Linked DNA regions of Homo sapiens: region 1 is linked to region 2. Evidence: read pairs that join two places in POLR2A ChIA-PET (ENCODE). Cell type or tissue: MCF 10A. All regions are shown on one strand.

Region 1 (4,000 bases), 150 kb before region 2:
CAACATGGTGAAACCCCCGTCTCTATTAAAAAGTACAAAAATTAGCCGGTCGTGGTGGTGGGCGCCTGTAATCCCAGCTACTCAGGAGGCTGAGGCCGAGAGACTTGCTTGAACCCCGGGAGGTGGAGGTTGCAGTGAGCTGAGATCGGGCCACTGTACTCCAGCCTGGGTGACAGGCAAGACCCTGTCCCAAAAAAAAAAAAAAAAAAGAAAAAGTGTTTTCGTTTTGTTTTCAGCTTGTGTGTCTTTTTTGTTGGTATCTTGTTACCCTTGGGATAATTTTTACTTTCTCTCCCGGGAGCAAGATTTGGGTTCATTAACTGCTTGCTGCTGATTAGTTCATTTTTCCGATGTGTGGGAGAGAGGAGCATCTTCCTTTATTTTCCCCTCCACCTTTGCTAAATGCCGTTACTACTTCCTGTTGCAATGACAGGGCTTCCCAGCTCCCAGCTTCTTTTCCTTAGTCCCCATCGTGTTGGGGAGGACACAGGAGAAAGTTGGCTTGCTCACTGGTTGGTTTACTCAGTCACTTAACAGGAGCCAATTGAGCCCCCACTCTATGCCAGGCTCTGTGCTAAGTGCTAGTCTAATTCAGCCCTCTTGAAGGCCTTAAGAGAGAGCAGGCATTCTTTCTTCCTACCTCATGGGGTTTTTGCAGGTGAGGCTCTGTACCTACCTCCAGGTCTCATGGCAGGTCGACTGGACCCCTGCCACCTCCTGCGGTGCTGCCCTCCTCACCCACTCCTTGCCCACTCTCACTATCGGCTTCCTAATAGGCATTTCCTGGGGCGACTGTATCTGACTAAAATTGGTCATTTTGTAGATCCTTTAGGGGTCCTGGTCCAAAGGTCAGTTTTAATGAGTGATATGGGGACTGTGGAGTTGCAGGGTGGGGAGAGAAATGTGGACCATAACTGACAGTGTTCACAGGGAGAGCACACTGGGGGAAATAAGCCTCACTATTGCAGCTGCTGAGACTGCACGTCTAGTTCATTTTGAATGGCCCCTCAAAGATACCCCCTGAGGATGCTAAATGCAGATTTGTGGATGCTGTTGGCAGAATTTGCTTGTTTATAATACTTTTTTGGGGGGTGCTGGGCAAGGTCGCTCATGCCTATAATTTCAGTACTTTGGGATCTCACCTGGCTCCACCATGATTTGGGAACAGGCATTTAAGTTTAGCAATTCAGGCCAGGCACAGTGGCTCACGCCTGCAGTCCCAGCACTGTGGGAGGCTGAGGTGGGAGGATTGCTTGAGCTCAGGAGTTTGAGAGCAGCCTGGCAACGTAGTGAGACCTCATCTCTACTAAAAGTTAAAAAAAAAAATCAGCTGAACGTGGTGGCTCATGCCTATAGTCCCAGCCACTTGGAAGGCTGAGGTGGGAGAATCACTTGAGCCTGCAAGATCGAGGCTGCACTGAGCTATGATTGTGCCACTGCATTCCAGCTTAGGCAACAGAGCAAGACTCAGTCTCAAAAAAAAAAAAAAAAAAAGAATCTTTTTTGTTTTCGGCCAGTTTGGTTCTACATTTTAGATTGCTTTTGACTGACTTTTTGGGAGACTGTCGTGCCCTTAGAGTATCCATAATAATTATGAAGATGTCAAGTCCCTTAGGACTGCATGTTTGACTTAGCTTTCAGCATCAAAACATGCATCAGAATAGCATAATGGAAAGATCAGTGATTCTGGAGTAAAGTAGACTTGGTTTCAAATTCCAGCCCTCCTCTAATGCCCTTGGATAAATTTCTTCACGGCCTTAGTTTCTTCATCTGTAAAATGGGGATTTTTTTTTTTTTTGGAGACGGATTCTCGCACTGTCACAGGGGCTGGTGTGCAGTGATACAATCTCGGTTCACTGCAACCTCCACCTCCCGGGTTCAAGCGATTCTCCTGCCTCAGCCTCCTGAGTAGCTGGGGTTACAGGCCCCTGCCACCACGCCTGGCTAATTTTTTGTATTTTTAGTAGAGATGGGGTTTCACTATGTTGGCCAGGCTGGTCTTGCACTCCTGACCTCGTGATCTGCCCGCCTGACCTCGTGATCTGCCCGCCTCAGCCTCCCAAAGTGCTGGGATTACAGGCGTGAGCCACAGCACCCGGCCAAAATGGGGATCATTTTACAAGGTGAGAAATAATGTTTGTACAGTACTTTTAGAGTAGCTCCTAGCACATAATAGATGTTCAGAAGTTCCCTTCTTGTTTGATTCAGCAGGAACTAAATTGTATCAAACTGTAGGCAGTTTGATGAATAAGATGTGGTTTCTATCCTGGAGGAACTTAAAATCTAATGGGCTAGGCTGACACATGAATTCATCCTGAGGAGGTTAAGTGCCAAGACCCAGGTTGAGGCTGGAGCAGAGCACAGGAGCATTTCCTCTGCCTGGAGGGTTGGGAGAGCCTTCTGGGAGGAGGTTATGCCTAAGCCCTGTCTTGAGGGATTGAGTAAGAATTCACTTAAGCAAGCAAGGTGGGATGGGTTGTAGCCAAAGCAACAGCATGAGCAATGGATGGAGTATTTAGGAGGACTACATGCAGTTGGGGGTTGGCTGGATGGAACAGTGTGAAGTAGGAATTCCTAGGAAATGAGCCTAGAGAGCCTGGTGAGTGTGAACTTGCTGGTGGGCCTTGTGTACCTTGCTGAAGAATTCAGGGTTATGGGCTGAGTGCTGTGGCTCACACCTGTAATCCCAGCTCTTTGGGAGGCCAGGGTGGGCGGATTGCTTGAGCTCAGGAGTTTGAGAACAGCCTGGGCAACATGGCAAACCCTCGTCTCTACAAAAAATACAAAAATTATATGGGCATGGTGGCGGGCGGCTCCAGTCCCAGCTAGTGAGGAGGCTGAGGTGGGAGGATTGCTTGAGCCTGGGAGGATTGCTTGAGCCAGCGAGGTGGAGGTTGTGGTGAGCTGAGATTGCGCCACTGCACTCCAACCTGGGTGACAGAGCCAGATCCTGTGTCAAAAAAAAAAAAAAAAAAAAAAAAGTAGAAAAAACAGCAGGGCTAGAGATCAGAGGTAGTTTAGGGATTAAAATACACTGTTACTGATTAATAATACTTACATGTAAATTTCCTGTTTTGATAGGAAGATGTAGAATTTGCTAGGAAAGAAAATAAAAATACAAGGAAAAATAATATATAAATAGTGTTAATAACATACTCATGCATTTTTACAGTGCACGGTCTGATTAAGTAAATTTTGGTACATCCATACGATAGAGTGGAATGCAGATGTTAAAAGAATGAGGTAGGTTTATGTGTGCTCTTAAGGAAAATTTTCCAAGAATATTATTTAACAAAAAATATATATGCATAGAGTATCTTTAGAAGTATATATAAGAGGCTGGGGAGGGTGGCTCACGTCTGTAATCCCAGCACTTTGGGAGGCCGAGGTGGGTGGATCACGAGGTCAGGAGATTGAGACCATCCTGGCTAACATGATGAAACCCCATCTCTACTAAAAATACAAAAAAATTAGCCAGGCGTGGTGGCGGGGGCCTGTAGTCCTGGGAGGCTGAGGCGGGAGAATGGCGTGAACCTGGGAGGCGGAGCTTGCAGTGAGCTGATATCGCACCACTGCACTCCAGCCTGGGCGACAGAGTGAGACTCTGTCTCAAAAAAGAAAGAAAGAAAGAAAATATTGTAAAGAAATGACTAACACTATACATTTTCAGGTGAGCTGGAAACCAAGTGGCAGAACATAAAAATAACCTGTGCTACTACAGTGTCATAGTATTATGCATAATGCTAGATTATTTCATGCTCTGACAATAACAGCATTCATTCATGGGGGTTTTTAGAGTTTTCACCTTTCACATACATTATTTCAGTCAAAATTAATCACTCTTCCATCTGTGCTCTCACATCAATTAAAATATTTTAAGAATTATAAATGTTAAGTGATGTTATGTAAAGTTTGGAAAGCGAGAGAAAAGAGTAATACACGTTTAGGCTGGGTGTGGTGGCTCATGTCTGTAATCCCAGCACTTTGGGAGGCTGAGACA
Region 2 (4,000 bases):
CCAAGGCTTTGTTTGCATCTGGAAAAAATTAGCCACACTCAGATCTTTCCCACTACAGGTCCCGTCAGGAAGCCCAAGTATGTGGAAAGCCCCAGAGTGCCTGGAGATGCAGTTATAATGCCATTCAGAGAAGTAGCCAAGCCAACAGAGCCTGATGAGCATGGTAAGAATTTCAGTGATTTCCTTCCCCCTCTACCAAAGATTTTATACAATGACACTTCATTTCTGAATGAAACTTGAGTGTCCTTGCAGTACTGCTTTGCTGAGAATGTATTTGGGAGGTATTTTCCCCTCCAGCAGTTACAGAGATCTGTTTGGCTAACGCAAATTCTTGGAAATTGTATACCTGGCGTATAAATAGTTAAGTGGGTACATATGCATTATTTAAGGATTGAGTCCTATTTCCTCTGAATTTTGACCTACCAGGTCTTGGAGGATAGGAAGCGTCACCCAGTAGATTGCTTCCAAGATTTTGTTTTGTTTTTAATATTCTACTGCTTGAGAAAATTCAACAACAGGCTTTGGCTGAAAAGCTGAAACCTTAACTGGACAAAGCATGTAATTGCTAGCTTTAAAAAAAGCATTTGGTGTCTTTTGAAGGCTGCTTTTTTTAACATCTGAAGTTTTTCTTTAGGGGATGTTGAAGTAGGAGCAAAAAAAAAAAAAAAAAAACCAAATTGATGGAAATATTTTTAAAGACATTTTATATGTATATGTATTTTATACCTGGAAATATGTGTGACATTACAAATTTGCAGCATTTAACAGATATATTCATAGTTGTTTATTTTAAAAAATCAATTCAAGAATTTTCCTGTTTGTTCCTTTCTGGGGAGTCCCCAACTCACATCTCTCTTGCCTTTAATTTGGGTGTTTTGAATTTCCACCCTGTTTTTCTGCAGAAACATGGGACTAGGAATCTTGCTGTATGTAAAGGGGCTTGCTTTATCCTCAGTGTGGACAAAAGTTTATGTAGCAATGCTGAAAGAGAACTCAACCATATTTTTACTTTGGCATATCTGGCACCTTCCTCTGCCTAATTGTGGGTGGTGGGAGATACAGACCCTTTATGTCCTAACCTGTGTGTGCCTTTTGTGTTGCTGGTGCTGTATGGCAGGGAGTGGGTAATAAGTAGGACATGGGAAGACAATATACTGGAGTGGTGGTAAAAATATAGCTAAAAATGAGCTGTGAGGAAGGATCAGCAAAAGCTGAAAACTGGGAAGGGAAGGGGAGTTTGGGACATGGGGAAAAGATGGGGCCAGGCACTGGGCACTCTGGGCAGGCAAGAGGTGCTATTGCAGGTGTCTTGGCATGAGAAATGCCACCCTTTTCCTTTCTGTCCAGGCACTCATTGTGTGGTTGAGGGAAGAGGATTTGAGCTGAGGATTTGTGCACACCGAATGTTGCTGGTGAAGGTGGAGATTCCACTGTGGTGTCTGGTTAGGATAGCCAACTGCTGGTACATGAGGCCTCTCTTGATTGTGCGTTCACGTGGGCAGGCAGTCTGTTCTCTCTCTCCTCGGTGTCCTGAAAGGAAAGTAAAATCTCTCTCTCTGTAGTGAATATCAGTCATCAAATGTCTAAGCTGTCTGCCTGGCTCAGATTAAGCCTGCTACCTACCTCTTCCCTTCTTCCCCACCCACCAAAGCCTTTGTAGCCCTGGTCAATTATGCCCCTGGCATTTTGGCTGGCCTAGGCTCCATTATGTAACCTCTTCCTCCCTGGCTGGGAGTATCGTTAAGGTTCTGTACAGGGATTGGGACCTCCTCCTCCTGGTGTGGGAGTGGGGGTAGAAAATTTGGATTTTTATTAGGCAATAAAAGGTTATAAATAGTTCCTATTGTTAACTTTTCTCCCTTGCTCAAAGCAGAATTGGCCACCTTTCTTGACGAATGGAAGTGTTCTTATGCTTGGCTGTGGGCTGAGCTAAATTTCAAATGCAGCAATTGGTCTTGCTGGAGTGGCCTGAAGTTTGCATGTGTGCTCACTCCTGAGACCTGAGCTTTCTGATTCGGCATCTTTAGTCTTCATGGGGACCAAAGTTATGAGATCTATGGGCTACAAATACAGGACCAGACATTTCGGTTTCGCCTGAAATTAAGAAGCAGGGTATGTTTTCATTTTTGTTAAGTGTCTCGGGAGCAGGTGTAGTTCACGTCTGTGGGTGCATGGTCTTGCCTGAAGATAGCCATGATGTTGGTGGATGCCGCAGCAGGGTGAGCTTTCTCTTGGTTGATGAGGAGAGGTGGCTGCCTAACAAAGTCGAACAGGACAATTAGTATAGAATGGTATGTTTTGTAATCCCCATGGAGTCCCTTAAATTTCAATGGGGTTAATTAAGTCTGCCATGTCAAAGTGTAAATTTTATCCAGATCACTGAACCCAAAGGAAATGATAGAGCCGACTAAAACTAATTGAGTTTGAGTGTTAACCCAGGTGTGTACAGATACATGATGGGCAAACCCTCATTTTTAGGGTTTAATATCAGCATCATCACTTAAGTTTTACTTTAAAATGTGGTCTTCTGTTATCTATATTTCCCTTGGACATTCTTGTTTAAGTTTCTAAGACGCTTTTCTGGGTGCTGTCAATAATAGCATGCCAGTATTCACCAGACTAACAGACTCCACTGAAAACAGCTCTTTGTGAAGTGCTTTTGAAATTTCCCATGGACTCGTGAAATAGCAGGTTATTCCTAAATGCTTGAAATACTTTCCTGCCTCACTTTTGCTTTGGTCATGTAGCTCCATCAACTCTTGATTCTTAGCTCTCTGTTTGGATTTTAAATCAAAGGAAAACAAACCAAAGAACATTTTGAATTTGCTTATTTATAAGTAATTGCATTTATGTGTGATGCACGTTTTAGCCTTCTGGGAAGTGTGGGTTCGATGATGTAAGAAGATGAATTTTTTTTTGTAAGCAAATAACTTGTTTCTTAAAGCTTGCAAGCTGGGGACTGTAGCTCACACCTGTAATTCCAGTGATTCAGGGGGCCGAGGTGGGAGGATTGCTTGAGACTGGGAGTTTGAGAACAGCCTGAGCAGCATAGTGAGACCTTGTCTCTTTAAAAAAGAAAGGAAGGAAAGGAAGGAGTTTGCACTCACCTGGAAACATCTTTAGGAAAAAACATTCTATCTTAGTATGTTTAAATATATTTGAAACACAGCATTTTCTACTCTAGGAAAAACGGATGACTTAATAAAATCATCAAACAAAATACAAAGCCCATTTTCATGTCAAATGGTCCTAATAAGCTGTGTGTCAGGTAGAATAAGTTCTTAATGAGTAAGCTTCCTATTGCTAAATCAACATATCGTTTAGGGGAAAGCTCATTTACCCACAAACAATATCTGCGTTAAGGGAAAAAAAACCTTCAGATAAATTAGAGATGATTGTTATAACAGGATCCACGCTTTATTTCTTTGATTTAGGGGTAACCATAATTTATTTAGGTTTGCATTAATATATTTCTAGCTACTAGGGCAAGTTTTGAGGAGGGGCTAGAAAGTTTTTAGTCTCATAAGTCATTGCTCTGTGAAGATCAATCTCAAAATATGATGAAACTTTTTTTAAATGATATCTTCATGTCAGTCAGTGACGAAACTTTTTTCCTGGCAGTCTGACTAAGCAAATAAAGCTAACACATATGAAAGAGCAGAATAATTCAATGTGAAACTATCTTCTGGGAGGAGAGGGTCTTTAGTTATATGCTTAAGTAAATATTTTGATACCTTATGTTTTTTATTACCATTTTAGATGGTCAGACAGGTATAGAGGATTAAAGAGGTATAAAGCATAAAGGGGCTGGGTGTGGTGGCTCGCCCTTATAATCCCAGCACTTTGGGAGGCCAAGGCAGGAGAATTGCTTGAGCCTAGGAGTTTGATACCAGCCTGGACAATGTAGCAAGGCCTCATATCAACAAAAAGTCAAAAAATTAGCCAGATATAGCAGTGCACCTCTCTGGTCCCAGCTACTCAGGATGCTGAGGTGGGAGGA

Evidence for each region. ChIA-PET counts read pairs that join two places held together with the same protein. Peaks named below come from ENCODE experiments on the same cell type or tissue, not always from the same donor. Only the 100,000 strongest peaks of a DNase experiment are listed, where the experiment ranks them.
Region 1: POLR2A ChIA-PET joins it to region 2 with 5 read pairs; 4 of 35 experiments call an interaction of 5 or more read pairs at or near these places.

Annotation. Positions count from the first base shown.
Region 1 is chr2:158,988,135-158,992,134 of GRCh38, forward strand. All of the region lies in intron 1 of TANC1 (tetratricopeptide repeat, ankyrin repeat and coiled-coil containing 1), which reads left to right. Among named protein-coding and RNA genes, the nearest start is that of TANC1, 21 kb to the left of the region's middle. RefSeq lists an enhancer at 3,612-3,711. In MCF 10A, no CTCF peak of the experiment used is centred here; DNase peaks (open chromatin) are centred at 2,447 and 2,877.
Region 2 is chr2:159,136,136-159,140,135 of GRCh38, forward strand. It overlaps TANC1 (tetratricopeptide repeat, ankyrin repeat and coiled-coil containing 1), which reads left to right. Exons shown (of 27, transcript NM_033394.3): 5 at 59-163. Among named protein-coding and RNA genes, the nearest start is that of MIR6888, 49 kb to the right of the region's middle. RefSeq lists an enhancer at 3,570-3,739. In MCF 10A, no CTCF peak of the experiment used is centred here; DNase peaks (open chromatin) are centred at 1,696 and 3,606.